Linked DNA regions of Mus musculus: regions 2, 3, 4, 5, 6 and 7 are each linked to region 1. The links are chromatin loops, found by intact Hi-C in ENCODE. Cell type or tissue: heart. All regions are shown on one strand.

Region 1 (4,000 bases):
ATATATTGTGGTTTGGCTACTTGAATTTTATGTCTGTCTGGTAAGATATGTTCGAGAAAATAGTAATTTCACAGTTATTGGCACAGAGTTGCTTACAGTACTATTTATTGTTATTATTATTATTATTTTGTTTTTTTTTGAGATAGGGTTTCTTCATGTAGCCTTGGCTATCCTGGAACTCACTCTGTAGACCAGGATGGCCTCTAATTCAGAGATCTGCCCGCCTCTGCCTTTCAAGTATTGGGATTAAAGGCTTGTGTCACCACTGCCCAGCCAACACCCCTCTCCCACCTTTACCTACAGCGCTATTTTTTTAAGCTGTTGATTATTGGTAATTTTATGCATTTTAAAGTTCCTAATACCAGGATGTAGCTCAATTGGTTGGGTGCTTGTCCTGTCTAGCATGCATGAAGTCATGGGTTCAGTCCCCAGCACTGTATAAAACTGAGCATGGTGGTACATGCCTGTAACCCCAAGTTTATTTACATGTGTGTTCTCTATGTGTCTTGTGTTCAGGTGCACATACTCCATTACATGTATGTGGAGGTCAAAGGAAAATTTTGGGTGTCAAACCTCACCTGCCACCTTGAGACTGGCTCTCTCCTGTTCATTGCTTGCACATGCCAAGGGAACTGTTGCAGGGTTCTTCTGTCTCCACCTCCCACCCTCCAGGAGAGGCTCATCTGGAACTAGAGTCTTGTATTCTACTGAGTTTTCAGGATCCAAACCAAAACTCAGGTTGTCAGGCCTGTGTGGCAAGCATGTTACCCACTGAGACATTCCCCCAGTCCTGTGACTCCCCCCACTTAGTCTGTTGTGGCAGGTGCATAGCATACTGTCAGCCTGTCTTCTGCAAGAATGGAAGTATTTATCCATCCATCCATCCATTTATTTACTCATTCATTCACTCATTCATCTATTTATTTATTTGAGACAGAGTCTCTTTAAATAGCCCCAGCTGTTCTGAAACTCACTGTGCAGACCAGGCCAACCTTCAACTCATAGAAATCTGCCTGCTTCTGCCTCTCGAGTGACGGGATAAAAGGCTTTTGCAACCATGCCAGACCTAATAATGGAGATTTATAATTTTTCCTTAGGGTTTTTTTTTTTTTTTAAATGGTGCTAGGGACCAAACCCAGGACAGCACGCATACTGAGGTCCAGCTGTCAGTGAGCTTGCCGCTGCCTCTGTATAAAGCACACCCAGTAGTATACTCAGTTCTGAGCACTCAAGTATGCTGGTGGTGGAACCCAGGGTCTCAGGCACGCTGACACAAACTCTTACACTGTGCTACACTCCCAATCCCAAATGTCCACCAGATGGATGGTTTCTGAGTTACTTTGTATGGTTGTTATCTTCATTCCCACTCTTTCCTTTGAGACGGTGTTTCACCATCTAGTCTGGGTTGGCTTTGAACTCAAAGTGATCTTTTGCCCAAAGTTGCACCCCAACCCACCCCTCCCCCACCCCGACCCCCGCTCCCTGTTAGTTTTGGAATTACAGATGTGCTGCCAGCTACAACGCTTGCCACACTTGGCTCCCTGTTGTAACGCAGAATCAGTCCCTAAACCACGTTAGGAACCCTGGACTCCAGTTTCCAGGATGGACCTGGCCTTTGAATCTGCATTCCCTTGGTCCTCCTGCTCCTCAATCTTTGGACCCTTCTACTCAACTCACAGGCCTATTCAAAACGACAAACCAACCCCAATCCCACTTCTTCTTCCGGCAGCGTGTGTGGGCTTACACATAGGTATCGGATGGAAAGCTGCTTCACGGTAGCAGCTGTTGCACCTTCCTGTTTTCCTCTTTATGCGCATGCTCCTCAAAGACCTTGCTCAGTGCCTCGTCTACAGTTGCTGATTAGTGAAGGTGACATCGAATAGCTCGAAGAACATACATTTACTCATTAAATTCATTTTCTAAGTCAGAGAGCAATGCACCATTTCCCTCTCTTTCACCTGCAGTTGGATCCTCTCAGTTTCTTCTGCTATGCCTTTGGGCCACCCAGCCCTGCTGGCAAGCTGGACTCCTGCACTGAGCAGTTCTGCCAGCAGGTGGCACTGGAAGTCCACAGCTGAGCCAGTCTCTGCTCCTGCCTGACTTCTCATGACCCCTGTGGGTTTGGTCTGCTCGAGGCTTGCACCCTGGAGCTAGCACTAGCCTCCTTGGCCCGTGAAGTTTCTTCTTAACTGTGTGGCAGCAGCCATTGTCCACCTCTCCCCTTTCCTCCTTTCCCTAGAGTATGTGCTTCAGCCATAGCAGAAACAAGGTGGGGCACTAGAAGCAATTGAAAAAAATTTTTTTTTTTTTTTTTTTTTTTTTAAATCATGGAGCATTCTTAAGTTGCCCTTAGCAACAGTTTCTAAGATTCCTCTTCTGGTCTCCTAGGATAACAGTGAACCTCGGGTTAAGGAAGCCCAGCCGCTCCCCTGAAGAGTTCTTGTGGGGGGAAGTAAATGTCCCACCCAGCCCGTGGATGGCTTTCTGGAGAAGGGAAACGGGGGAGAGGGTGAGCGGGGATTACTGGGTCATATTTAAGACACACTTACACTGCACCGATGCCTCAGGCTTAGAGCACCCAGCACAGCAAAGCCCGCACTTAAGACTCCAGGCAGAGTGGTGAAGACGGGGCACGTCTCAGCGGAGAGCGAAGCCGGCCTCGTGGAAGGGAGGCATAGAGGAAGTGCCCACCTCTGCTTTCCTGTGCAGGTGTGGGCAGAGGCCCCAGCTCTCTTGCTGCCCAATCACCCCTGGCTGTGTTCTGAGTCAGGGTGGAGTCCCACGCTGAGGCAGACCCTGGAGGTTCTGGAGAGCTGAAGCAGGGGCTCATAGGAGGGAACTTCGGGCCCATCCAGCTCAATCTATCATTTCACAGATGAACGAACAGATGGGGACCGGGCTCAGCACCACTGAGCGGTGGAGCCGAGTCCATCAGACAACACTGTTGCTATGGTTCTCAATGCACATCCAACATACCGGATGCTCATAGGTCTGTGTCAGGGACTGTGTGTGACAGTTCCTCGGAAGCAACACTTCAAAGGAGATGGCACAATGCTACCCTAATGTGCAAACATGTGTCTTTTGTACCTGCCTCAAGTTGCTTGTGACGAGAGAGCATCAGTCTCTGGCTGATGACAAAAAACAAGGGCCCAGAGGAACGGCCTAAAAGAAAGAAAGGACACAGAGCTCTTGCGGGTATTTCCTGCAAAGTGCTATAATTAAAGTGATATTTTACGAGTGTCTTAGACAGAGGGCAGCTAGGCTCTGAGCTGGGTCTGGGCTCCACAGGTCCATAGAGAGGGGATGAGACACAGGGACAGGGGCTCAGCCATTGCTCTAGTGAAGCAGAGTCCCAGAGGAGGCATCGCAGGGAGCCTGGGAGGAAACCACAGAGCTGGGAAGTTCTGGAGAGCTGCTTAAAGCAGCCACTTGGAATCTGGATTCTGCTGGGGGCACAGTGCCTTCCTGGAGCCCCTGGTGGCTAACACAGACCCTCCTCTGGCCAGGCTTCCTGCCAGCTCAGGGTGCCAGGGTCATCTGCATTATCATTCATCACACTTCCTTTCGCCTGCCAGCTCATTTCCAAACTTGCAGCTTAAAAACAGCAGGAGGAAAATGGCAGGGAGTGTTCTTGCTACTATAAATCCACAGCGAGAGACAGATGTCAGAGCAGAGCAGAGCTGCCTCCCTCCCGGGCTGGCCGGGGTTGGGAGGGCTCCTGCACTGACCCACAGGGCACTTGCTAAGGGAGTTAACTAAGGTCTCTACTTTGAAGCCTCAGTCCTGTTTTAGGACCTTCCATCCGACTGCAGACTCAGAGCCTAGCAGAACACTGATGGGGTCAGGGCAGGGTGGAGAGGGAAGCCGGCTGAGCCCAGAGGTTACTCCCAGAAAGATGGGGAGGTGGGCACCACTCCCGATGCATCAGCAGCATGAAGGGCCACTCCAGGGCTTGCAGGGTGCTAAGGTGCAGGAGGTGGGAATACTATTTGGGCAGAGC
Region 2 (4,000 bases), 370 kb after region 1:
GAAAAGACTAAATATATGTTTTATATTCCTATAAATAAATATAAGGAGACTAGACTTTCCTAATGAACAATTCCCAGATTAGTTCACAGAGAAAGCAGAGCACCTCAGAAATGATAGTAAATAACAGGCCAGTAGAGACATTGCGGATGCACACAAGGAAAAAACCTCAGGGTGATGCATTCAGCATTGGTTACTACACTACAATGCAGACAGTAGTCATGGGAACAGATGCAAACTCTGTGAGGAGAACTCTGTAAAATGCTTCTCTAGGATACAGATAAAGATTCGGAAGGAGAGACATGGGATTCTAGGCTACATCAGGTATAGTTGCATACACCTAGATTTCCAGAGGCAAGTAGATCTCTGTGAGTTTGAAGATAGCCTGGTCTACACAGTGAGTTCCAGGTCGGCAGGGCTACATAGTGAGACCCTGTCTCAAACCACAAAGACTCCTGGATGCAAAGGCTTGACATAATACAGATGGTAGTTTCCCCTATGTCAACCCATGGAATTAGCATGGTCTCAAAACAAAATGCTTGGCACTTACAGGTGAACACTCACTGTAGACCAGGCACTGTTCTAAGTGCAGTATATATACTACCAATTCAGTTCTCCTGACAACTAACCAAACCAGATACTAAAATTTACCATAAACCCAGAATGTGGAACCATCATCGTGGTTATCTGGTTGCGAGCAGACAGATCACTGGATAGAGCAAAGCTTTGTTCAGAAACAGACTGAAATTCATATAAGTATTTGGAAAAGGAGGAGGATGCTGTCTGAGGTGAGATGAAGCCAGCCATGCTGCCGTGGAAGAGAGACTGGCTGTTTGTCTTTCTTAAATGTGACTGAAATTAAGTCCAATGAATCAAAATTTTAAACCCGAAAGAAAAACCAATTAAAATATTCTAAATATTAGTTCTAAATATTAGTGTCCTGGGTACTTTTCTCTCACTCTGAAGAGACACTGTGTGACCAAGGCAACTTATAAAAGAAAGTGTTTAAATAGGTCTTGCTTTCAGAACTCAGAAGGTCAGTCCAGAATCATCATGGCAGGAAGCATGGTGGCACACAGGCAGGCATAACGTGATGCCAGAGCAATAGTTAGAGCTTTAATCTTATACAGAAGCAGCAGACAGCGAGAGACACTGGGCCTGGCTTGGGCTTTTGAAATCTCAAAGCCCAGCCCCAGTGACACACTTCCTCCAACAAGGCCACACCTCCTAATCCTTCTCAAGCAGTTCCACCAACTAGGGACAACATATTCAAACAGACGTAAGTGCCTGTCAGACCATTCCCATTCCAAACAGCACAGTCAGTCTTTCTTACGTTCCCAGATGTCTTCAGGAGGAAGGAGGTGGGAGGTAATGAGATTCCTGCATCCTGTGTTACAACTGAGTTTCCTTGTGCATTGTCCTGGATTCCTAAATGGTCTCGATTGTCTTGGCATGGGTTTTCTTTAGTGCCTTCCTGCCTTTCTTCTGTCATACTTTTGGGACTGGGAAAGATAAAAAGAAAGGGCTTAGTGAGAAATGTGTTCAGTATTCTCCTTGAAACCTAGCTCATTTCTGAGAACTTCAGTCTAGACTCCTGGCCGCAGCACTGCCCTTTGAAGATGCGGCAAAAGTGTGTGACCGTGACTTCGTTCTAATGCTCTGGGCTCAGGCGCTGAGGTTGCCTGTCCAAGATTTTAATAAGAAAAGCAAACAGCAAGAGCCAGAGCCCACTCCAATACTGAAGCTGCACAGTGCATCGCATTCTCATAACTAATGAAAGAGATGCCAGTCTAAGGTCTGGCAGCGAGAGGCAGGGAAAGTTAGAGCGGATAATGCTTAACCAGGATTGCTTTTAAAAGTCAGTAATATATTTTCCCCCAGGTGTGACTGTCATTTTGTTTAGTATGAGACCACCCTTCTATGTATGAAGATGTGTTAGTTGATAGTGTCCCTGTTGTTTAACAGGCTGCTGGGAATGCCTTTTATTGTTTCGGTTCATTTGCATTCTCTGCTTCCCGGTGAAGATGCTAGCGTTATTTGGAGCACATGTGCCTAGAATCAATTTGCCCTGATGGTTTACCTGGCTTTTGTCTCTTAGGCACACCAGAGGCCGGCTTCCTGGCAGAGCGTGGGAGCCGCATATTGCAGTACGGTTGTGCCCTCTGATGGTGAGTTTCAGAAAATCCATTTTTACATCTTACTTTTTTTTTTTTCCCTATCCTCCTTACCTTAGTGTTTCCAGACATTTTTAGTCAATATAAACATTTTTTGTTGTTGTTGTTTTGTTTTTTGTTTTTCGAGACAGGGTTTCTCTGTATAGCTCTGCTGGCTGTCCCTGGAACTCACTTTGTAGACCAGGCTGGCCTGGAACTCAGAAATCCGCCTGCCTCTGCCTCCCCAGTGCTGGGATTAAAGACGTGCGCCACCACGCCCGGCTTAAACATTTATTTTTAATAATTTTATTACATCTATTTATTTGGGGGTGCATGCATGGCATGGCATGTGTTTGCAGGTCAGAGGACAACTTGAGGGGGTCAGTTCTCTCCTCCCACCACGTGAATTCCAAGGACTGAACTGAGGTTGTCTGGCTTGGCAGTGAGTACCTGTACCTGCTCGGCCACCTCTGCAGCCCACTTGCTGATTTACAGACTGTATTCCCACTCCTGGGTCTCTTGGAGGTCAGGGAAAGGGGATGACGGTTAGAGAAAGGGATGTGGAACTGGGATGAGGGTGAATTCAGAGAGTTAACTAACACAGACTAGTTGTCCGTCAAGTCTTCATAGGTCCTCAATGGTCATTCACGTTTAGAAACAGGTGATGAGTTACTTCTCTGCCGGTGAAATGAGCCAGTTCAAGCCAGTTTTGGTTATATTAAATGCAGGTTTATTGGGAAGCTGCTCTTGGATAAGTTTGCTGGCCCCAAGGACCGAGGCCAGGGAAGTCACCATGGGAAGGGAGAGAGAGGAGACGGGGAAGAAAAAGCGAGAAAGTGTGCGTGCAGAGAGACAGGAGAGGAGAAGAAAGAGAAGGAAGACCAAAATGCCTGGATTATATAGGGAGAGGTCCTGGGGGAAAGGCCGGATACTTTGTAAATGTTCAGAGTGCCCCAGACTGTCAAGACGATTGAAACTTTGCTTATTTTTTTCTTTAATCAATTTATTTTTTTTACTTATTAACTTTACATCCTGCTCACTGCCCCCCTCCTGAGGGCACTCCCTTCCACAATCCTTACCCCATCCCCTTCTCTGGGTGTCCCTCCTTCCCTGGCATTTCAAGTCTCTGCAAGGCTAGGTGCTTCTTCTCCCACTGAGGCCAGACAAGGCCTGAAGCCTAAAAGAACATATCCTACGGACAAACAATGTACCCTTTGGGATAGCCCTCACTCCAGTTGTTCAGGACCCACATGATGACCAAGCTGCATAGCTGATACATATATATGGGAAGGCCTAGGTTCAGCATATGTTCTTTGGTTAGTGGTTTAGACTCTGAGAGCCCCAAGGGTCCAGGTTTGTTGACTCTGTTGATCTTACTGTGGAGTTCCTGTCCCATTCAGGACCCACAATCCTTCCTCCTGTTATTTCATAAGAGTCCCCAAGCTCCATCGACTCTTTGGCTGTGGGTATCTGCATCTGTCTGAGTCAGCTGTTGGGTGGAGCATCTTGGCAACTTGTTCCTGTTTGCAAGCATACAGAGTATCATTAATAGTGTCAGGGATTGGTGTTTACCCATGGGATGGGTCTCAAGTTGGGCTGGTTATTGGTTGGCCATTCCCTCAGTCTCTGCTCATTCCCCCATGCCTATATTACTTGTAAACAGGATAAATTTGGAGCTGAAAGTTTTGTGGGTGGGCTGGTGTCTCTATCACTTTACTGGAGTTCCTGTCTGGATGGATATAGGTGGTGGCCTCTTCAGGTTCCATATCTCCAATGCAGTAAGTCAGAGCTAAGGTCACCCCCATTGATTCTTAGATGCCTCCCTTGTCCCAGGTCCTGTCTCATCCTGG
Region 3 (4,000 bases), 560 kb after region 1:
CATAATTGCCTTCTACAAAGTAGTCGTTAACATGATGAAATCTATCTTAATGACTTATAGATTCAGCAAGTATTTGAGCACATACACTGTGCTAGGACTTGGATCAGTGTTATAAACATGGCAGTGGTTATGTCATAGGTATGTATGGTATGTGGTGTATAACTACTGTGCTAACCTCACAGGTCTCATTTCTCCTCTTCCATCAGGTTCGGTGGCAATGCAGCTAGCATCTTTTGAACATACGAAATCATGGGTATTAGGTATCCAAGTGTTGTAATTAGCAGGTGGAGATCTAACTGCTATGCTGTGGAGTGTACAAAATGCTTGGCATTTAACATTTTGGTGAAACCCAGTTACATTTGAGAAGAATGATCCTGTTCAGAAACAGACTCTGACTTGGCTGTCTGAAAGATTTGTAGAGCTTGGCAGCTCCACACATTCTTCCACCCAAATGAACTTATCAAGAGTTCAAACTCACCCGGCAAGAATGCCAGAAATCTCAGTTCTCTATCCAGTGAAGTGAAACGGAGTTTCAGAGAGGAAGGAGGCTCTGGGACTGAGATTCAGTGGGCTGGATGCCTGGTTGGCCACTGAGCATGTAGAGGAATCCCTTCATTAACCTCTCCTTTGCTGAATTGCCTTCCTTCCTCCAATGGTTGCAATAGTGTGCCTTGTCCTAATAAGATCCCGCAATTCACATTTTGACCTTGGAATATGTTAAATGCTCATTGTGGTCCTGACTTCCAGCTGAGTATCACTTTAATCTTGGTATCTGTTTAGCATTACTTCCTGTTTGGAGAGATAGTGTTGGGAGTGTATAACATTGCAGTCTGCTGTTAAGTGGGAATATGGGGGAGGGATAAGATGAGCAAGGCCTTGATTCATATTCAGGCTGCCTTCAAGCTCTCCCAGTCCTTCCTCTGCCTCAAAAGAGATAGGGTCACAGGTGTTTACCACCAAATTTGTTCCTGCAGTTTGCTTTAGAAGAGAAACATAGGAGCCTCCACGTTTTACATTGTCATTGTCAAATGGACAGGGCTCTTTGCCAAAGGCCTAAAGTTGTCTGGCCCTCAAGTAAACCACTTCCTCCTCCCGTCTGCTAAGGGCTACTCCTTGTTCTACATAACATAAAACAATATTCAGCAGTCTGCTTAAGGCTTAGAGAATAAGCTTCCAATTTTCCAGTGTGTGGCAGTGTTTATGTTTTTGTTTGAAGCAGGGTCTCAGGTAACTTAGACTGCCTTGCAGTTTCTGTAGATGACCTTGAACTTCTGATCTTCCAGCCACTTCCTTCACAGTGCTGAGATTAGAGGTGTGGGCCACCATGTCTAATTTATGCACTTCTAGGGATAGACCCCAAAAGCCTCCTCTCCTGCACGCTAAGTAAACATTCTACCAACTAAGCTACACCCCTGGCCTTCTATGCCTTTCTCCCTGATGTCCCTTCTTGAAATGTATCAAAGACTGATTAAGTAAGCTGTGATCTCCCATACTTAATGCTCACCCCCTTTACTTGTCTGCATACGCAACACAAACATGCACAAACGCTGTAGCCTTTCATGGCAGAAACAGTTATCCACCAATGGATCTCCAGCTCTAACATGATGCTTGGCATGTGATAGGCTTCAACAAGTATCTGTTGGCTCAATGAATGGTTGTATCTTTAAATACACAATTGTCTTTATTTTATTTTATTTTTTATTTTTTATATGTATTTATTTATGTTATGTATATGAGTATACTGTCACTCTCTTCAGACATACCAGGAAAGGGCATCAGATCCCATTACAGATGGTTGTGAGTCACCATGTGGTTACTGGGAATTGAACTGAAGACCTCTGGAAGAGCAGTCAGTGCTCTTAACTGCTGAGCCATCTCTCCAGCCCGACTGTTTTTCTTTAACTACCAAAAGACTAGGCTGGAATTCACTGACTTGACAATTCAGTGGTAGCACACACCTTTTATCCCAGCACTCTGGAGGCAATGGCAGGTGGATCTCTGAGTTTGAGGCCAGCCTGGTCTGCAGAGTGAGTTCCAGGACGGCCAGAGCTACACAGAGAAACCCTGCCTTGAAAACAAACAAACAAACAAACAAACAAAAACAAAAGCCCAAACACAGCGATGTGCTGTAACAGAGTGGAGACTGCCATTCCACAGTGCCCTCTTGTGGTGCCTGTTGTGCCATGGTGGCATGGCCAAATGTCTTCACTCACACTTCTATCTAACACTTCATCATCAAAAGCAGTTGTTGCAGGAATTCAAACAGGGCAGCAACTTATAGGCATAAGCTGATACAGAGGCCATGGAGGAGTGCTGTTTACTGTCTTGTTCCTCAAGGCTTTCTCAGTCTGCTTTATTATAGCACCCTGGACCACCAGACCAAGGGTGGCACAAAACACAACAGGCTGGGCTATCCCTACAGGCTTGCCTACAGTCTAATCTTACAGAGGCATTTTCTCTATTGAGGATCCTTCCTTCAGATGACTGTAGCCTGTATCAAGTTGACATAAAACTAGCTAACACAGGCACACAATTCACACAAGAGCCATGTCACAACATTATGTGTACTGGGTGGTTTTGTGTCAACCTGACACAAGCTAAAGTGTCAAGGAAATCTCAGTTAAGAAAATATCTCCTGGGCTGGTGAGATGGCTCAGTGGGTAAGAACACCCGACTGCTCTTCCGGAGGTCCAGAGTTCAAATCCCAGCAACCACATGGTGGCTCACAACCATCCATAACGAGATCTGACTCCCTCTTCTGGTGTAGACAGCTACAATGTACTTACATATAATAATAAATAAATCTTAAAAAAAAAAGAAAATATTTCCCTAAGAGCAACCTGTAGGCCAAGGTTATGGCTTGAATATGCTTGGCCCAGGGAGTGGCACTATTTGGAGGTGTGGATTTATTGTAGTAGGTGTGTCCTTGTTGGTGTAGGTGTGTCACTGTGGGTGTGGGTTTTAAGACCCTCATCCTAGTTTCCTGGAAGTCAATCTTCTAGTAGCCTTCAGATAAAGTTGTAGAACTCTCAGCTCCTCCTGCACCATGCTACCTAGATGCTGCCATTCTTCTGCCTTAATGATGATCCTCCAAACCAGTTAAATGTTGTTCTTTAAATGTTGACTTGCCTTGGTCATGGTGTCTCTTCACAGCAGTAAAACCCTAACTAAGACAGACATTTTCTTAATTAGTGATTAATGGCTCAGTCAATTGTGGGTGGTGCCATCTTTGGGCTAGTGGTCCTGGTTCTATAAGAAAGCAGGCTGAGCAAGCCAGTAAGCAGCACCCCTCCATGGCCTCTGCATCAGATCCTATTTCCAGGTTCCAGCCCTGCTTGAGTTCTTGTCTTGACTTCTTCCAATGATGGACAGTGATACAGAAGTGTAAGCCGAATAAACCTCTTCCCCAACTTGCTTTTTGATCATGGTGTTTTGTCGCAGCAATAGAAACCCTAAGACCCCATGCAGCAGATGCATTGGCACACAAGATCATGTGTGAGCCCTGAAGCAGTGCCATGCCTCATTCATATGAGCATGCATGTTCACAAACTAGCCTTGTACTACTCAGACAACAGGGCATTCCATGGTGGTATGGCATGCTGCATGTTTGCATGTAGAGCATGCCAGGCACAATGGTGCAGAAGCAGGGGCATGTGTATTCACATATGAGCCACTGTAGACGCCCGACTCGCAAGCAAGAAGGATGCCACAACAGGATTCTTCTGCACACGTTTATTGGGAGAGCTTGATTGTGAAGGCGAAAGACCCCCGAGCCCGAAAACCAGTGCTGCTTTCGATTGGTTATGCTTTCAGTACCTCATTTACATGCCTCGGGCCAGGCAATGACTCGGTAAAAACTCTACTGCACATGTGCACATTGGTTGTTTACCCGAACTTAGGGGTGGTGGCTAGCGGTAGCCAACGCCATCTTGTAACGGCGTATGTGGCTTCCCACATCTCCCCCTTTTAATTTTAATAAAATGATGCTGGACTAGGCCTG
Region 4 (4,000 bases), 490 kb after region 1:
CCAGAGCCAAGTGTGCTACACACAAGTACATGTGTTATATTTGTGTATTCAGGACACTGGACTATAGAGCCCCGATTATAGCTCAGTGAGCCTGCTGGGAGACCATGGAAATGGAAGACAAGGCAAAATGGCCATGGAAACCTAGAGGGCTCACTGTAGGTCAAACCTTGACAGAGCGATGGCATACACAGGTCCTAGCAGGAAGTCATGAAAGGTGGAGGAAGTGCAGTGTACTCTACAGGGGTCGGTGTCTATGGGTGTATTCCTCGGGACTGGGTAAGGTAGATATTGCCGCCAATGTGAGTGGGAAAGCACAGTGAGGCATCCAAACATGCTGAGTAACTTGAGGTCAGATTCTGAGTTGTGAACACCACCCAGTAGAGCAGTGCCTCCGTTCCCAGGCCTGTTCCTTACACTGCAGGGTGTTGGCTCCTGGTCTGCTGGTGCTGAGCATTTGGAAGTAGCCTGGCTATCAGTTACCCTGGAGCAGCCTCTGACAAAGGCACAGGGGAGATAGTGTGCAGATCTTGCCCTGGGCAAGAGATCCGAGTGTAACCAAGGCTCCTGCCAAGTCCTGTAGTGTAGCTGTAGCTCACTGTTGTTGTTTGGGTTTCTCCCTGCCCCCATCCCTCTCAGAACCTACTGGCACACCCACATCCTCATCCCCACCCTGCTGCTGAGAAACTGAAACTGAGAACCCCACCTCACCTTTTAAAGTTTCTCCTTTTTTCTTTCAGACCATCCCTGTATTCAGTGAATCCTGGGAACCAAGCTCAGTATCCATTGCCTGGTCTCTAATAAGGCTCTCCCTCTCCCTGCAGAGTAGGGGAGCCTCCAGGACAGACTCAGTGGAGGCCCTGCAGGACATCCGTGTCTTTGGATAGACTGTCAGTCTACAAGGCAGAGCATCTGAAGGAAAGCTAGGCCCTGGCCCATGTTTGCCGAGGGCTTAAGTGAGGAAACTGAGAAGAGCCACTTCCTGGCTCTAGTTAAAAAGCCTGAGATAGTGCACACAACCCTTGGCAGGCAGTGGGCAGTGATAGTGGTGAAAAAGAGTATCTGGTATTTGTATTTAAAGTTAATTATCAAGAGCTCCACCCCCATCCCGGAAGGGTAAACCCTGTGGTGACTCTCCTCAAATTATCAGTCACCCCACTGGAGGGGGTTGCTTTGTTAACCCTTGGAGAACTGACCTTTCACATCTCTCCAGCTACAGGGCCCTGCCACCAGAGCATCCCTGTGTCCCTGTCTGACTGCCTCTACTCTGAAATTTGCACATTCACATATGCAGGCAAACGCCCTCCCTATTGGGTACGCTTCCATCCTTCCCGAGTCCGGGTCCGTAGTGGGTTTCTTCACTTTTCCCCATTTTCTTCTCCTCTTTTACCACACTAACTTCCCACCTTGCCCTGACGGCCCCTTTACTTTTTGGCTCCCATTGCCTGTCGACATTCTGAACCTCGTCCATTTCTTAGCAGCCAGCGAGCATCTCAGCCTCTCAGCATCCTCAACCCTGCTCAGCACCACTATGCCCTCCAAAGCTAGGAGTTCTCTCTGCTCTGAACAACCTAGCAGGTTTTTAGGTCAGCTTTCTTAACACTTTTTAAGTCTGATGGTGTAATCACTTTGGGACTATGGTTCTTGTGTGTACGGTATATGTGCACTGAGTGTGTGTGTGTATGTAAAGGTCAGAAGGTCAGAGGTCAAAGTCAGGTGTCTCCCTCTGTCTCCCCATCTTAGCTTTTGAGACAGAGTCAGCCACCGGATCTGGACAGGACCAATAGGGGACGACTGTCTGGCCAGCAATCTCAGGGGATTGTCTTGTCCTTGTCTCCTCAGCTCAGAGCTACAGATGTGTCTGAGTTGATGTGTGTGATGCAGCTGTCTCCCCAGCCCTCACAGTTACTTTTATATGGCACATAGCTCAATTTTTTTCTATATATGTCCAGTCACATGAAACACAAAGAGAAAGTAATTTCCCTTTAGTTATTCTCATTTTTCTTGGCCAAGGGTGCTAACTTCTTGTAACATTTCAGGCTAATAATAATAATAATAGTAATAATAATAATTCATTGAAAGTCATTAGGGAGCCAGGGAGATGGATCAGCAGTTAAGAGCACTTGTTACTCTTCAAGAGGACCAGAATTCAGTTCCTAGCACCTACACTGGGAAGCTCTCAATCATCTGTAACTCCAGCTCCGGGGGATCTGATGCCCTCTTCTGGCTACCTTAGGCACTGCACTCACAGGCACAAACCTCACCTCCACCCCTTAAAAATACACAGGACACAGGCATAATTAAACGAAAAAAATTTTTTTAAACTCAAAACTGTTTTTTAAATGATTCTGTCTTGGACTGGGGGGGGGGTGTAGTTTACCCGTTAAGAGTGCTTGCCCGGCATGCACTAGTCATCAGCACCACAGAAGCAGGCAGAATAGCAAACATCTGTAACCGCAACAGTAGGAGGCAGTGGCCAGAGGATCACGAACCATCCTCCACAACACAAGTTCACAGGCATCTAGAATCCATAAGAACCTGCCCCAGAACATAAAATGAAACAACAAACAAGAACAAAAATATCCCTGATAAGGTCACAAAACCTATGGCCATGTTGAGCTTGGGTACTGTATGGCAAGTAAAATGTCCAGCCAGCCATTACTGTCACTAGGCATTTATGATCCTAAGGACTATGTCACAAGCTGACTACAAAAGCTCTGGAAGACTGAGATGCCACCACCACGAGGCTTCCCAAAAGATCAAAAGCTTTGTACAAGTCATTGCCCCTAGGGGTGTCTATGCGGTGAAATCTAGGCCAGTTCCTACGACCTATTTGGAAAGGAATTGGAGAGGGCAGGAGAAGCCCTCGGAACTGTTCCTGTATTGCTCTTTATATATTTGTGCTCTCCTCCATAACCATCCTGAGGACTGGAATGTGGCCGGGTATGTTTACCATGTTTGAGGTCCTGGATTTAATCCCCAGTGCCTGGGAAAAGTCAAACCAAGCCTCAGAACCATTCCCAGGAAGGAGTGCTGACGTGCGTCCTAACCTTAGTTCTGGTCTTAAGTAGAATATTTCAAAATTGGCTTCACAGTCTAACGTGATACTCGCCAGGAACGTATGGCAGGTTCGGCTGGTTTGAGCAGGTTCGGCTGGTTTGAGCAGGGAGCTCCCATTCCCACTGGGCAGGGGTTCAGAAATATAATCTCAGCACTCGGGAGATACAGCCAGGATCAGGAGTTCAAGGTCCACCTTCACCATAAAGCAAGTTCAAGGCCGGCCTTGGTCATCTTGAGATTCTAATTCACTTGTAGGACTTCTGTTTTGTCTTCTTTGACACAAATACCAGACCCTTTTTCATAACAATAACATGTCTAATATGGATTCTATTAGCAAATGTTTAAAATACTTAATATTTTAACCATCATTACAGTCACAGGACAAGCAATACTTGTTTCTGATATTTTCATTTGTTGGATTTTTTTCTTTTCTAAGGCAAGGTCTTACTATGTAGCACTGGCACTCTGAACTCGATCTGTAGACCAGGCTGGCCTCGAACTCAAGAGATCCACCTGCCTCTACCTCCAGTGTTGGAATTAAAAGCATGCCTGGCTGTTTCTGATATTTTTATTTTATTTTTAATTTGTTTTAAACTGCCTAGTTGTTCTCTCTCACACACACACACTCTCATCAAACCTTGCTGACAATTTACACAAAAATGCACACATTCTGAATGCACTATAAATTGCTCTTGACAGATGTCCCTACCTCAGTACTGCCACCAGGATATAGGACATTTTCTTACCTCAGAATGGCCCTTCTTTATTTATGCACACCTTTCTAACACTTCTCAGAAGTCCCATTTTTAAGAACTCAGCTTCTGTTTGTGTTGGCAAAATTTAATTTACATATTTTTGAGGCCATCATACATTGTGCTTAGAAACTGTCATTCATTTCTGTGTAGAGTGTGTTGCACTCTTGCTAAGCTCCCCTGTGAGAGTT
Region 5 (4,000 bases), 410 kb after region 1:
TGAGCTAAACCTGAGCCCCACCTCCACCGCTGAGCTGTATCTGAGCCCCACCTCCACCGCTGAGCTGTGCCTGAGCCCCATGCTCCACTGCTGAGCTGTGTTGTACCTGAGACCCGCGCCCTTGTAGCACTTGTCTCTATGTCTCTCATACTGGATCTAAGCAGCATAGCCTTGAATAACAAACATTTGAAGCAGCTGAGACACACAAGACTCCCCAGGTTCCCTTTTCTGTCTAAAGCAGACTAAGAGCTGCTTCCTGCGGCTGCTTTTGAACTGGGCATGTCCCTCCTGCCGTTAGATCAGTGACTGTGCCTCTAGGGTTGTGTGGGGGTTGTAATGAACCTTTCCCAGCCTCCCATACATACCTAGCAGGGAAGGCAGAAAGTGGACTGTCCAGTCCTCTGAATGCTTACCCGGGTCTGCTGTGATCCTGTGACTCACAGCAGTCACTGAGGGAGCAGAGCTGGCAAGCATGCCATCCGCCCAGCAGCCTGCCTCAGTTTCCCTCTTCCTCCTCCTCAGCCAGGGCTTTCACAACTGATGCTGTCCATTCTTAAATGACTCTCAGCTCACCTGTGTTTGCACTGTGTTCTAGTCCCCAGGGGCCCCTCCTCTCCCCTCCCCTCCTCTTCCCTCCTCTGCCCTCCTCTGCCCTCCCCTCCCCATGCCAGTCTTCAGTATGGAATGCTCTCCTTGTTCCTTTCCATTCTATTTCAAGGCTTACTTGAATTTCCACCTTTCAGAAACGTCTAACCAGTTTCCTACAGCTCCTTGTCTCCCGTTTCCCGTGAAACACTGCAGTGTATTATTCTATTGTTCTTGCACTGTGCGTTATCACAATTATTAGTTCAGTGTCTTTTCCTTCAAAGGAGACTATAATATCTTTTACGTGTGTGTGTCTGTGTGTGTGTGTGTGTCTGTGTGTGTGTGTGTGTGTGTGTGTGTGTGTGTGTGTGTGTAAAGCTGTGGTTTGCTTGCTTTGGGGAACAGGTTCACACTTTGTAACTCAGTGTGGCCTGGCATCTGCCTGGGCCTTCAGTGTGCCATGGTTACTCATGTGCTCCACCACACCTGCATAGCCTGGTGTCATCCACATCTCACTCCCTTGTTCTATAACATGTGTGGTTCCTTATATCTCAAGGACTGAATGAAGTGAACAAATGAAAATAAAAGGCAGCCACACCCTTGGGCACACACTAGAACCTTTCCAGTTACATCTTAAATTCAGAAACTCTTTGATGTATTCTTTCCAGTCAGTCAGCAAAATTTTTAAAATGGCATTTCCCTATGGATTTTGCATTTCTTTGATTATGAAAAGATTAAGCCCTCTCACATCTGCAAAAATGTCTGTGCACCTTTTTCCGAGGTGAATCATATATTTTATATCAAAAAGCATGAATATATAGCCACTCATTTAGTTAGTCTCAATTCTGTAACTACATACCCATTCTACAGATGAAGAAGTAAGGCTTGTTAGGAAAAGAATTACATGTTGAAAACCGTAGGCCCAGGAACTGAACCCGAGTGTGTCCTGCCCCCAAGCTTCCCTTCCTGATAAATGTTTATATCCCGTTTCCCTCTGTTGAGTTCATTTGTGAGTAGTTATTTCTGAAAACGAAGTCACCTGGATCTAGAATAACAGTAGAAATACCAGCGGCGGGGGCTGCAGAGATGGCTCAGCGGTTAAGAGCACTGACTGCTCTTCCAAAGGTCTTGAGTTCAATTCCCAGCAACCACACGGTGGCTCACAGCCATCTGTAATGAGATGGGATGCCCTCTTCTGGTGTGTCTGAAGACAGCTACAGTGTACTTACATATAATAAATAAATAAATCTTTAAAAAAGAAAAGGAAAGGGAAGGGAAGGGGAAGGGGGAGAGGGAAGGGAAAGGAAAGAAGAGAAAAGAAGTATTCTTGCGCATAGGTAACAGAGGCCGGGGAGTATTGCAAGTTCAAGGTCATCCTGATGTACACAGAGACTTGCTTGGGCTGGTGGGAGGGGCTGAGGGGGTGGCACTGCCCCAGAGAGCTCTGCTTTGTACACGCTCACTGGGGCTCTGCATGACTGCGGTGTTAGTCTGGAACACAGTGGCAGCTCTTCATTATCTTGTACTCGTAGCTTTAATGCTGTGTCTGTCCTGTGTCCCTGCTCCACTGGACTTCCAGAGTATTGTTACTGCCCCCAAGTGACAAGTTATGACATAGCAGTAGTAACCAGTTTGGTCACACCTCTGACCAGAAACATCAGCCGGTTAAATGTACATAATTCCTTAGGCTAAATATTGGCTTACCTAACTAGCATCTCTAATTAGCACCATGAGCTAAATGACTGTTAAGCAACATCTAAACACTTCAGGATCATTACAATGACACACTACATTCATTCTCAGCCTGAAGAATCTTTGTAAGACAGCAAATTCCTTGAAAGAAGAAGATCTGGTGAGTCCAGGCATGCTAGCACATACCTGCAATCATCCCAGCTTCAGTCGTGGTAGAGGAGACAATAACACTCTGGTGGGCTACAGTACAATACCACGAAGCACTGGAAATGAATAGACTCTGGCCGAGAAAGAGCAACCAAAGCCTGGAACAGGGCAAGTGTTCGTAGTCCCGGCTGCCTGCGGGGATGAGGGAAGAGGATAGCTTGAGCCCAGGGAAACACAAAGGCAAACAACATTTAAGAAATAACTAAATATGTAACACAGCATGTGGGTCTGTCTATGAATGCTTATTGTATTGAGTCTAACCAACAGTGAATTATCAACCAGCAGTTAATAAATGTCTTTAGAATACTACTATTGAGGACTAATGGCTAATTTCTCCTTTGTGTTGTAGGAATATGTTTATCCAGAAGCCAGAGACAGACAATACTTATTATTTTTCCATAAAGGAGCCAAAAAGTCACGTTTCGACCTAGAGAAATACAATCAGCTCAAGGATGCAATTGCTCAGGTAAGTCCTATGAGAATTAAACGAGCCCAGCCCTGTCTTCAATAGCATTGTTATCGTTGATAACCGTGGTCCTGCAATCGGGCAGGCGGAGGGAAGGAGACGGCGACCGTTTCCAGTATAAAGGTGGTTAATTAAAACTTTATTTAGCTAAAAGGTTGTTTTTTGGTTTTTTAAGGGGGTTGGCTTCCTGTTAGAAGGATATATTTCTGTTTGTTTGTTTGTTTGTTTGTTTGTTTTAAGGCAGTGGCCTCTGTGACCCAGGCTATCCTTGAACTCACTGTATAGCAGTTGGGAATGAATCAAACTCCTGGTCCTCCTGCCTCCACCTTCCTTTAGGATTGACTCCACCGAAGGTTTAGGAGATGCTGAGGGTTGAGGTGAGAACCCCAGGCTTGCTGGGCAAGTGCTCTGTTGGCAGAGCTGCCCCCCGGCTGGCTTTGCTGTTTGTGGTTGAAGAGACAGGTCTGGATGCCCGCCTTAGGCTGGCCTGTGACTCCAGGTGACACTCCAACCTCAGCCTCTCAGGCACCTGTACACTGTGTGCCCTCACCGTGATGAAAATGGTGAGCCCCAGCTGTGCTGTTGACACAAACACACTGGAATTTTTAGAGCTATTTTTTTTTTCCTTTTTTCATAGTCAGTTCTTCAGACCCTTTTTTTTTTCTGTTTTCTTGTTGTTTTCCTCTTCTATTCTCTCTACAATGACTGATCCAAAGTCTTTCCAAGTCAACTGGATGGACGCTAAAGCCAAAAGCAAACTGCACTGTGGGAGAGCCGAGGAGGGCTGGGCAGGGTACTCGTGAGGTCATTCCGGGGGATGCGTTTTAAAGACACGCTTCCTTTCCACAGAAGCCCCTCTTTCAAACTCCTGCAGTCCCTTTAATTTGGGTGACTAAATCCTCATTTGTTCCCCATAGTCTTGAGATTGCAGAGGTTTTCAACAGTTACCAGAAGGCCTTTCTTCCTTAGAGTGTTTGGCTGCCCTTCTCTGGTGTGTTTGTGTGTGTGTGTGTGTGTGGTATACGTGTGTGTCTGTGTCTGTGTGGTGTG
Region 6 (4,000 bases), 700 kb after region 1:
ACAGACAAAATTTAGACAAAAGTGGATTTTAAACAAATATAACAGAATATATATTGATTAAACATATATATTATATGTATATAATATATATATATATATCGATTAAACATAATTTTTTCTTTAAGTCAGTTTTTATGTTACCAAGAGTCCATCAATGTCCCAAGAGCATCCCTTTGACTAAAGTAGAACTTTTATATCAGTTTTGATTTTATCCTAGGAATTTTCAAATCCTTTAATCATTATACATATTCCATCTTTACGCTTTATCTTTCACAAACCTTTATCACTTACATCCCTTTTGTGTTTTTCTGTTTATTAGTTCCTTTTTATGTTCATTAATGTCATAAAGAATGAAAGGAAAACATTTACCAGATTATATTGGTGGAATAATGTGATCTAAGGTCCACAAAAGTATAGTTTTGTCTGTTGTAAATCCTGGGCACCTGCTGCCACTGGGGTCTTGTAAAGACTCGATTCAAAAATCCCATGGGAAATAAATATACATACAGCCTGGCCTCATTATAACATTGAAGCCATTAGACAATTTTAAGTCCAAACCAAGCATTTCTTCTCTGGTAGCTTTTCTTTATTTCTGGCTAAAAGGAACAATCAACTATTTTTATCTCTGGTCAATACCTACTCCAATACACAATGTAGCAGACAGTGGTAGCTCATCTGTCAAGTTGGTTTTGAAGAGCTACCTTCTGACATTTTCAGACTTGAAACTGTCTAATGGTTTCTATGTTATAATGAGGCCAGGTTGTGCATATATTTACTCTTCATGGGATTTTGAATTGATGTCAAGCATGGAAATGTTAAAACGGACTGGGTACAGGAGCAAACCCTCAGAAATGGTACCCAGTTTATAGCCTTTTTACAAGTTGAGGTTGTCCATTAGGGGAAGAGAGCCTGGTCATAAGGAACTTTTTTTTTAGTTTTCTTTTCTTTTCTTTTCTTTCTTTCTTTTTTTTTTTTTTTTGGGTTTTCGAGACAGGGTTTCTCTGTATAGCCCTGGCTGTCCTGGAACTCACTTTGTAGACCAGGCTGGCCTCGAACTCAGAAATCCGCCTGCCTCTGCCTCCCGAGTGCTGGGATTAAAGGCATGCGCCACCACGCCCGGCTTCCGTTTTCTTTTCATCTGTAGAGTGGATCTAGCTGTTAAAATTTAAGATGCTGTTCAGAGGCCAGGTTTCTCTGTCCCCTAGTATTTCAGAGTATCTAGGGCATACTTACTCTAATTTTCTGGATGCATCCCATGGAGTGTCTGAAAAAGATACTTCTGATTCCCATAAATAAAGGGAAGGGAAATGAATCAGTGAGGCGGGCAGCACCCAGGATAAGGTGCCCTGTGACCTGCGCAGGCAGTACCTTCTACATCCCATGCAGTCCCCCTCATAGAGGAACAACCCTCGAGGCCTCCTCAGGGGCTCCTTCTCTAGGATCCAGCTCTGCTCTTGGTCCCCCGAGTTGACCAAGCTGGAGTTAACCATTACCACCTGTTGTTGTTTACTGCCTTAATTTTGGGGCCCTGTCTCATGACCCTCCTATCTTTAGATCTTGTTTTGGGGATTCTGGGTCAGGTCAACTGGGACCAGGTGTGAGCTTATGAGGGCTCTTCTCATTGAAACCATCACAAGGTTCTTGATATAAACTGATGCTTGCTATCCAGTACTTTATTAGTATGACTTTCAAACCTTTCTTTTCTTCTTCTTCTTCTTTTTCTTTTTTTTTTTTCTATGTGCAATCTTTATTTGGAAAATAGGGTTGCTTTTTAATTTTTTGGTTGATATTCTTGGTAATTTTCTTCTGTACTTTTGTGTCCCTTATTTTTAATGAGTGTGAATTTGAGAATCTTTATTAAATAGGTTTTATAGAAAAAAAAAGAGGCAAGAATATAAAAATATTTAGTAGACAGTCAAAAGTTTTGTTCCTGAGTCTATGGCCTTTATGTATTGGCTCAATCACATAAAGTGATTAACTTTAAAATGAAAGTTTCCAAGGCAGTTCCAGGCTTTTCCAGGAAGCATGGCCAGTAGCATAAATGAGTTGGGTGGGGGTGAGAGTGTTGTTTGGCTGAGATGGAAATGACTCCCGTGTGAGTGCTGCCACATAGTGTCAGTTATGGGAACTGTTTGTTTGCTTCACAGCTTCAGGCCAAATTTGAGCACCTCAAAAGAATTCATCAGGAAGAGAGAATGAAACTTGAAGAAAAGAGAAGAATGTTGGAGGAAGAATCGGTTGCTTTTGCTAAGAAGAAAGCTACCTGTGAGCTGTTCCCGAACCAGTCATTTTTGGCGTCAGGTAGCAGCATTAGGAAGGACAAAGACCGAAAGAAGTAAGAGTCCTGCTACCCTGTCCCGGTCCCTGCCCCTCACCATCTGTCTCCTTGCCCTGCTTGCTCTTCTTTACTTGCTTCCGCACTGTCTGCTCCTGCTACCAACACTACCAAGACTCCGCCCTGGTCACCACTGTCCTCGCAGCAGCTAGAGTAGCACCTGCCGTGTCTTAGGGCTTCAGTATTTACCAGAATCAAGAGAAGCACACGAATAGCAAGCCTCACAGCACATAAGGGTTAGGTGGGGCAGGTGGGTGGAGTCGCTACCGTTACTTCACAGTCCTGCCGTTACTGCTCAGTAGCACCATGAGTTATTTTATATTTATGTCTCCATGGAAACTGCATACTGATGGAGAATCAGAGTTAAGTACCTTATTGATGAAACTTTAATTCTTGGGCTCATTTAAACGTATTTCTACTAATCATTGATTTTGTGAGAATTTGTTATTTTAACACGGGAATCAGGTATCAGCTGGATCTCCTGTGCTTTGAAGTCAGAGCTGGTGAGAGAATGATGGATGTGAGGAATGAGAGGAAGGTAGAATGAGAGGGCCACAGTAGGGTCAGGGGGTGAGTAGCAGATGATCTCCAGCTCATAGCTTTGAGATATGTGTTAAAGCCACAAGCTTTTGAAAGTAAGTTTACTTTCTTATTTGATAATTTCATTCAGTGTTTGTGCCCTTTGTTTTATTCCTCCTATTTTAAAATATCCCTTGTCCACTTTACTGTTTTTACTTCACGAAGCCTGCCATGCCTTGTTCTGTTGGGAGGCCTTGTGTCATAGGAGGCTGAGCTCTGCTGTGGTCCTCACAGAACAAGCTCCTGCTTCAGGGAACTCAGTGCCTACATCTTGTGTAATTATTTGGTGAAAGAATGAATGTATAATAGATGTATTTTGATTGAAGTTTTGGATTTCAAGATGCAAATTATAAATAGAATTTATTACTAGTTTTACTGTGCTTTGGATTAAAAAGATGAGCTTTTCAGTTTGTTTCTTCAGTGTAGTCTAGTATAACAAGATAAGATTCCCCCACTTTCCCATATATATCTCCCCATCACAGTTGTCATCGGGCTCTCCTTGAGAGCCTTGCTATTGTTTACGCTGTTAGACAAACTGGACATTTTTCTCCTTTCTCCCCTTGTATGCTCGTACTTGGGATTGGGCCTCCAGCGTCCTGTAGGGCAGACAGCATTCTTACTGCTGAGTTGTAGCCCACGCCTTTTTTTTTTTTTTTTTGACATGGAATCATGTATTCTAGGGCAGCTAGAGTCCATACATTTATTATGCTAAAGGGTCTAACCCAGAGCTTTATTCGTGCTTTGCCAGCTGAGCAACATCTCACCCCCAGCCCAAGCACAAAGATCTTTAAGAGCGCAGGACTCATCCTCAAGACAATGTGGCTTGATAATTGTTTTTCTTTTTCAAACTCCCATAGCTAAATATCCTGTATGTGCTGTCTATTTGCTCTTTGTATAAAAGCTTTGTGAAAGTAATGCTTTTGATAATTTTTGCTTCCAATTTTTTTATTGTTCCATTTAAAGGATTTTTTTCTTTCCAGCTCCAATTTTATGTAACACAAGAGTTCCAGAGCACAGATGGCCATCACAGTCAAAGCTGTTTGTATGCATTGAGCTCTTGCTCCTTTTGCCTTATCAGTAACTCAG
Region 7 (4,000 bases), 51 kb after region 1:
TGAGAACCAAAAGAACTCATCAGCAAAGTTCTGTGCCTTCTGCCACTTGCTATTAGAAAGCTACCATGTCATCAAGTTTTATAGAATCCACGCAAGGAGAGATGCTAAGTAAAGCGTTAGCATAGCACTGTGCCCCATAGGGAAGTGAGAATAGCTGGATCAAAACACAGAAAGACCCTGTCCTCTAAGTTAGAAATCTGAGTCTCAGGGTCCAGACTCCTGGGGGTCCTTGCATCCAGTCTCTGAATCTGGCAGCCCCTGGAAAACACTTTTATGCAGCCCCATAGTCTCTTCTGGCTATGGAAGGATCAGGCTATCCCTTGCATCCACTTCAAAGGTATTGCTGGTGTGTTATAGAAGGGAATCCAATATAACATGGCAGCAAGAAAATTGCCTTGGCAGTCAGAGAGACTCTGTTTTTTTTTTCCTCCCTTGGACAAATACCAAATGTGTACCTCCAGGCAAGCTGTTTAACCCTTTCAAGCCTTGGTTACTTTATTTATAATGTGGGTAAAATGACAGTATCTTTCTCTTGAGGTTACTGCCAAAGTTAAGCTAGATAATACATGTAAAATTATCTCTATTGATCTTTTCTCAGATTTTAATTTACTTTTAATTAATTTACTTAATTAACTTTTTGAGATTGGATCTCACTAGGTAGCCCAGGATGGTGTGAATCCTTTCTTTTCTTTCTTTCTTTTTTTTTTTTTTTTAAAATATATTGCTGGGAACTGAACTCAGGACCTTATGGCTCATGAGACAAGCATTGTATCTCTGAGCTGGGTCCACAGCCCCCTTGAGATAATCTTTTACATTTTAAGAATTACTATTGTTTTGAGATTTGTGCTTGTGTGTGTGTGTGTGTGTGCGCGCGCGCGCGCATGTGCGCGCAAGCGAGCGTGTAGTAGAAGGCGGAGTAGAAGGCACTTGATACCCTGGAGTTGGAGTTAGGTTGTAAGTCACCTGATATGGGTGCTGGGACCTGAACTCAGGTGCTCTGCAGGACACACATTTAACTGTTGGGATACAGTTCAAGGATGGAGTTGAATGAGAATTCTGAGTGCTTTTTAGAAAACCCTAAGAAGACAAGAGTCTTGTGACCTTGGCTTCTTTGAAACACATAACTGTTTTTGGCATGTGTTTCATGCTTCTCCTAAGTGTAGTTATTCTACGCCTTTGTGGAAAAACACAAGAGGTTTGTCCTTGTGACTGTACACTTCATCCACATGATTCTTTTTTTTTTTTAAAGATTTATTTATTTATTTATTATATGTAAGTACACTGTAGCTGTCTTCAGACGCACCAGAAGAGGGCATCAGATCTCATTACGGGTGGTTGTGAGCCACCATGTGGTTGCTGGGATTTGAACTTCGGACATTCGGAAGAGCAGTCGGGTGCTCTTACCCACTGAGCCATCTCACCCGCCCATCCACATGATTCTTAACACTCAGAGTAAAAACTGTCGGATGCTCTGAATAAAGTTGGCTTTTGCACGAGTCCTTAGTTCACCTCATTTTTAGGCCCTATTCTCCCAGGTTCTTGCTGCCAATTACAGCGGCAGACATGCCACATCTTCAGCACCACTGTCATCATCATCAAACTATGTTGGTAATGTGAGTGCTTCCACAGCCCAGCAGAGGGCGTCAGATCCCTCAGAGCTGATCCTGGTGGTTGTGGGCTGCCTGACTTGGGAGCTGGAAAGATAAGGCTATTTCTTAACTGTGGGGCCATTGCCCAGTTGCACAGTCTAGTGTCTCTGAAATCAGCAGACTGCCTAAGATTGTTACTGACTAGAGAGCAACTGTACCCTTGCTGTCTCTGCCTGCAGAAACAAGTCAGAGTTTGCAGAATGGGTGCCAATAGTTTAGGAGAAAATTCCAGATAACTGTGGAATTTTCTTTTCAAACTGCTGTATCACCAATGCTGTGACAGTGCAAAGGACAACAGATGTGGGGAGGCTGATAGGCCGATTCAGAACGAAACAGCCAGAGGTGCTGGCTCTCCAAGGAGGGGCGGTTCAGACTAGTTTATTAGTTCATTTACTTGCATTTCCCTTTTTGTCTGCATAAGAACTCCACGTACCAGAAGTCTAAGACTAGAGGAGTATTGTAAGCTTGATCTTCACTGATGGGGAAAGATACGGACATGGTGAAAGTACTTCTCTTGTGGCAAACTCAACAGCGTTTTCTTTCTTTCTCTGTGATAAGTTGATGGTGCATCCATCCAATGTTTGTGCTTTGTATTTTGCTGAAGTGTGATAGTAATCAGCCTGGCACACACAAAGAGCTCAGTGGACATTAACTATGCACACCAGTATTAGCAACAGGTCTGCCATCAGACTTGCTTCTGTTACCTTGAGATACATTTAAAAACACGATCTTATCCTTATTTTTGCTTATGTATATCTGTGTGAACGTATGATGTGTATGTGAGTATATATGTGCCCATGGAGGTCAGAAGAGGGCACCTGGTCCCCTGGAGCCAGAGTTGCAGGTGGTGTGGGCCACCTGATATGGGTCCTCTAGAAGAACAGCCTGCGTTTTAAACCACTGAGCCATCTCTCCAGCCTCCCTTCAGCTACAATGACAGAGAACTACATCACCTTCTATGAAGACAACATATAATGGGGAAGGGACTCATGCGGCCCAGCCCTTGGCTGACGAGCTTCGGGCAGCTGATGCCGGCCAGCTGCTGGCGCAGGGTGAGTCACTTTTTGTCAGCGGTCCCTGGTAAGTTGCCTGTGCTTCAGTAAATTACCCATGCACATGTTCACATGGGCTACCCTGGTGAAGCTCAGTGAGTCTAAAGAAATAAAAGGCAGGACCATAAGAGGGGTGTGCTGGGAAGAAGCGGTCCAGAGGGACTGGGGGACGGGGTGAGTGGGAGGATGGAGGATGAAGAAGGTGGGGGTGACTATGACGCAAACACCTTATATGCATCTATGAAATTACCAAAGGGTAAATTAGAAAAGGCGACATAGAGAAGCTGATTGAGAAAGGACAGTAACAATCACCTCTTTCCCACGCCCACAGGGAGTCCTTGCGCGTAGGAGACAGCATGAACTATGCTTGGGATTAAAGGCTGAATCGGAAACTCATTTTCTAAAAACTAGGCTTTGGTATGGAAACTAGGGCTGTAAGGGGAAACTGTAAGCCCTGCATTAACTCCAAGTGGGGCCCAAATTAATGGGTTGCGGGGCAATGATGATAAATTCTCCCTATTTACTCGCTCATTCGTGCTTCATGGTACTCTCTGAAGAGGCGAACAGCTAGGCCCTCCACACTTACTGAGACACAGCTTACACGTTCAGCGGTGGGGTGGGGGTGGGTGGCGGGTCTAAATTAGTTTACACGGATGTAAATCACTGGCTTGATTACAGCCACGACAAAAATTGCAAAGATTTACCAAGCGGTAACAGAGGCTGTGACCTGATACAAGTCTCTGTGCTCCTGACAGATAAAGAGGCATTGAGCGTGGGACCTCCCCTCAGGGAGCTAAGTCAGGCTGCTTGTCTGTACCCAGGAGGTGGCGACATTACGGAAAACCGCTGGGCGGAAGCTTTCTACAGGGACAATTTCACAGAACTAAGCCGCGAACAAGATCAGTTGAGGAGACAGAGAAATGGTGGTATTCAAGGAATGTGCGTGCCACACTAGCTCCTTGGGCTCCACTAAAGGGCAGCGGGGAGAGGCAGAGTTCTGCTACTCTACAACAGTTGGCCAGTTCAGGCTGTCTGATTTAACACATTTGAGGGGAGCTAAATATTAATTTGTGTAGTCTGAAATGTCTTCCGACCCTAAAACCGTACCTTACTTGAAACACAACTGGTTAAACTTGTAACATAATTCATTCTCTGGGTTTCAGAGCACACACCTTGGCTGATCTATTTGTTTTGAATGGATGATGCCCCTGCCCCATTTTTACAAATCTGTTCATTTTTAATTAGGTGTATGTGTCCATGTGTGGGTATGTACAGGTGAGTGCAGTGTCCACAAAGGCC

Evidence for each region. A loop is a pair of places that touch in the nucleus more often than their neighbours do. Peaks named below come from ENCODE experiments on the same cell type or tissue, not always from the same donor. Only the 100,000 strongest peaks of a DNase experiment are listed, where the experiment ranks them.
Region 2: it touches region 1 in a loop (10-fold over the local background); 15 of 42 quality-filtered maps call a loop at or near these places.
Region 3: a loop joins it to region 1, with 4 times the contacts of the local background. A loop is called at or near these places in 15 of 42 quality-filtered maps.
Region 4: it touches region 1 in a loop (2.8-fold over the local background); 12 of 42 quality-filtered maps call a loop at or near these places.
Region 5: a loop joins it to region 1, with 4 times the contacts of the local background. A loop is called at or near these places in 10 of 42 quality-filtered maps.
Region 6: a loop joins it to region 1, with 6 times the contacts of the local background. A loop is called at or near these places in 12 of 42 quality-filtered maps.
Region 7: a loop joins it to region 1, with 2.1 times the contacts of the local background. A loop is called at or near these places in 6 of 42 quality-filtered maps.

Annotation. Positions count from the first base shown.
Region 1 is chr10:59,863,322-59,867,321 of GRCm38, reverse strand. Micu1 (mitochondrial calcium uptake 1) reads right to left here. Exons shown (of 12, transcript NM_144822.3): 12 at 3,188-4,000. The coding sequence ends at 3,986. Among named protein-coding and RNA genes, the nearest start is that of Dnajb12, 14 kb to the left of the region's middle. In heart, a CTCF peak has its summit at 2,036 (motif pointing right); a DNase peak (open chromatin) is centred at 2,051; H3K27ac peaks cover 740 bases.
Region 2 is chr10:59,489,252-59,493,251 of GRCm38, reverse strand. It overlaps Mcu (mitochondrial calcium uniporter), which reads left to right. Exons shown (of 8, transcript NM_001033259.4): 2 at 2,096-2,165. Among named protein-coding and RNA genes, the nearest start is that of Oit3, 49 kb to the right of the region's middle. In heart, a CTCF peak has its summit at 2,146 (motif pointing left); a DNase peak (open chromatin) is centred at 3,631.
Region 3 is chr10:59,307,387-59,311,386 of GRCm38, reverse strand. No RefSeq gene overlaps it. Among named protein-coding and RNA genes, the nearest start is that of P4ha1, 14 kb to the left of the region's middle. In heart, a CTCF peak has its summit at 2,172 (motif pointing left); a DNase peak (open chromatin) is centred at 506.
Region 4 is chr10:59,377,146-59,381,145 of GRCm38, reverse strand. No RefSeq gene overlaps it. Among named protein-coding and RNA genes, the nearest start is that of Pla2g12b, 25 kb to the left of the region's middle. In heart, a CTCF peak has its summit at 2,215 (motif pointing left); no DNase peak of the experiment used is centred here; H3K27ac peaks cover 337 bases.
Region 5 is chr10:59,450,156-59,454,155 of GRCm38, reverse strand. Mcu (mitochondrial calcium uniporter) reads left to right here. Exons shown (of 8, transcript NM_001033259.4): 7 at 2,834-2,950. Among named protein-coding and RNA genes, the nearest start is that of Oit3, 10 kb to the right of the region's middle. In heart, a CTCF peak has its summit at 2,184 (motif pointing left); no DNase peak of the experiment used is centred here; H3K27ac peaks cover 189 bases.
Region 6 is chr10:59,164,839-59,168,838 of GRCm38, reverse strand. It overlaps Septin10 (septin 10), which reads left to right. Exons shown (of 10, transcript NM_001024911.3): 9 at 2,148-2,335; 10 at 3,895-4,000. The coding sequence ends at 3,910. Among named protein-coding and RNA genes, the nearest start is that of Gm23223, 29 kb to the left of the region's middle. In heart, a CTCF peak has its summit at 2,121; no DNase peak of the experiment used is centred here.
Region 7 is chr10:59,812,667-59,816,666 of GRCm38, reverse strand. The region is part of intron 8 of Micu1 (mitochondrial calcium uptake 1); the gene reads right to left. Among named protein-coding and RNA genes, the nearest start is that of Gm23803, 3.1 kb to the left of the region's middle. In heart, CTCF peaks have their summits at 1,629 (motif pointing right) and 3,512 (motif pointing right); DNase peaks (open chromatin) are centred at 1,696 and 2,706; H3K4me3 peaks cover 289 bases; H3K27ac peaks cover 1,275 bases.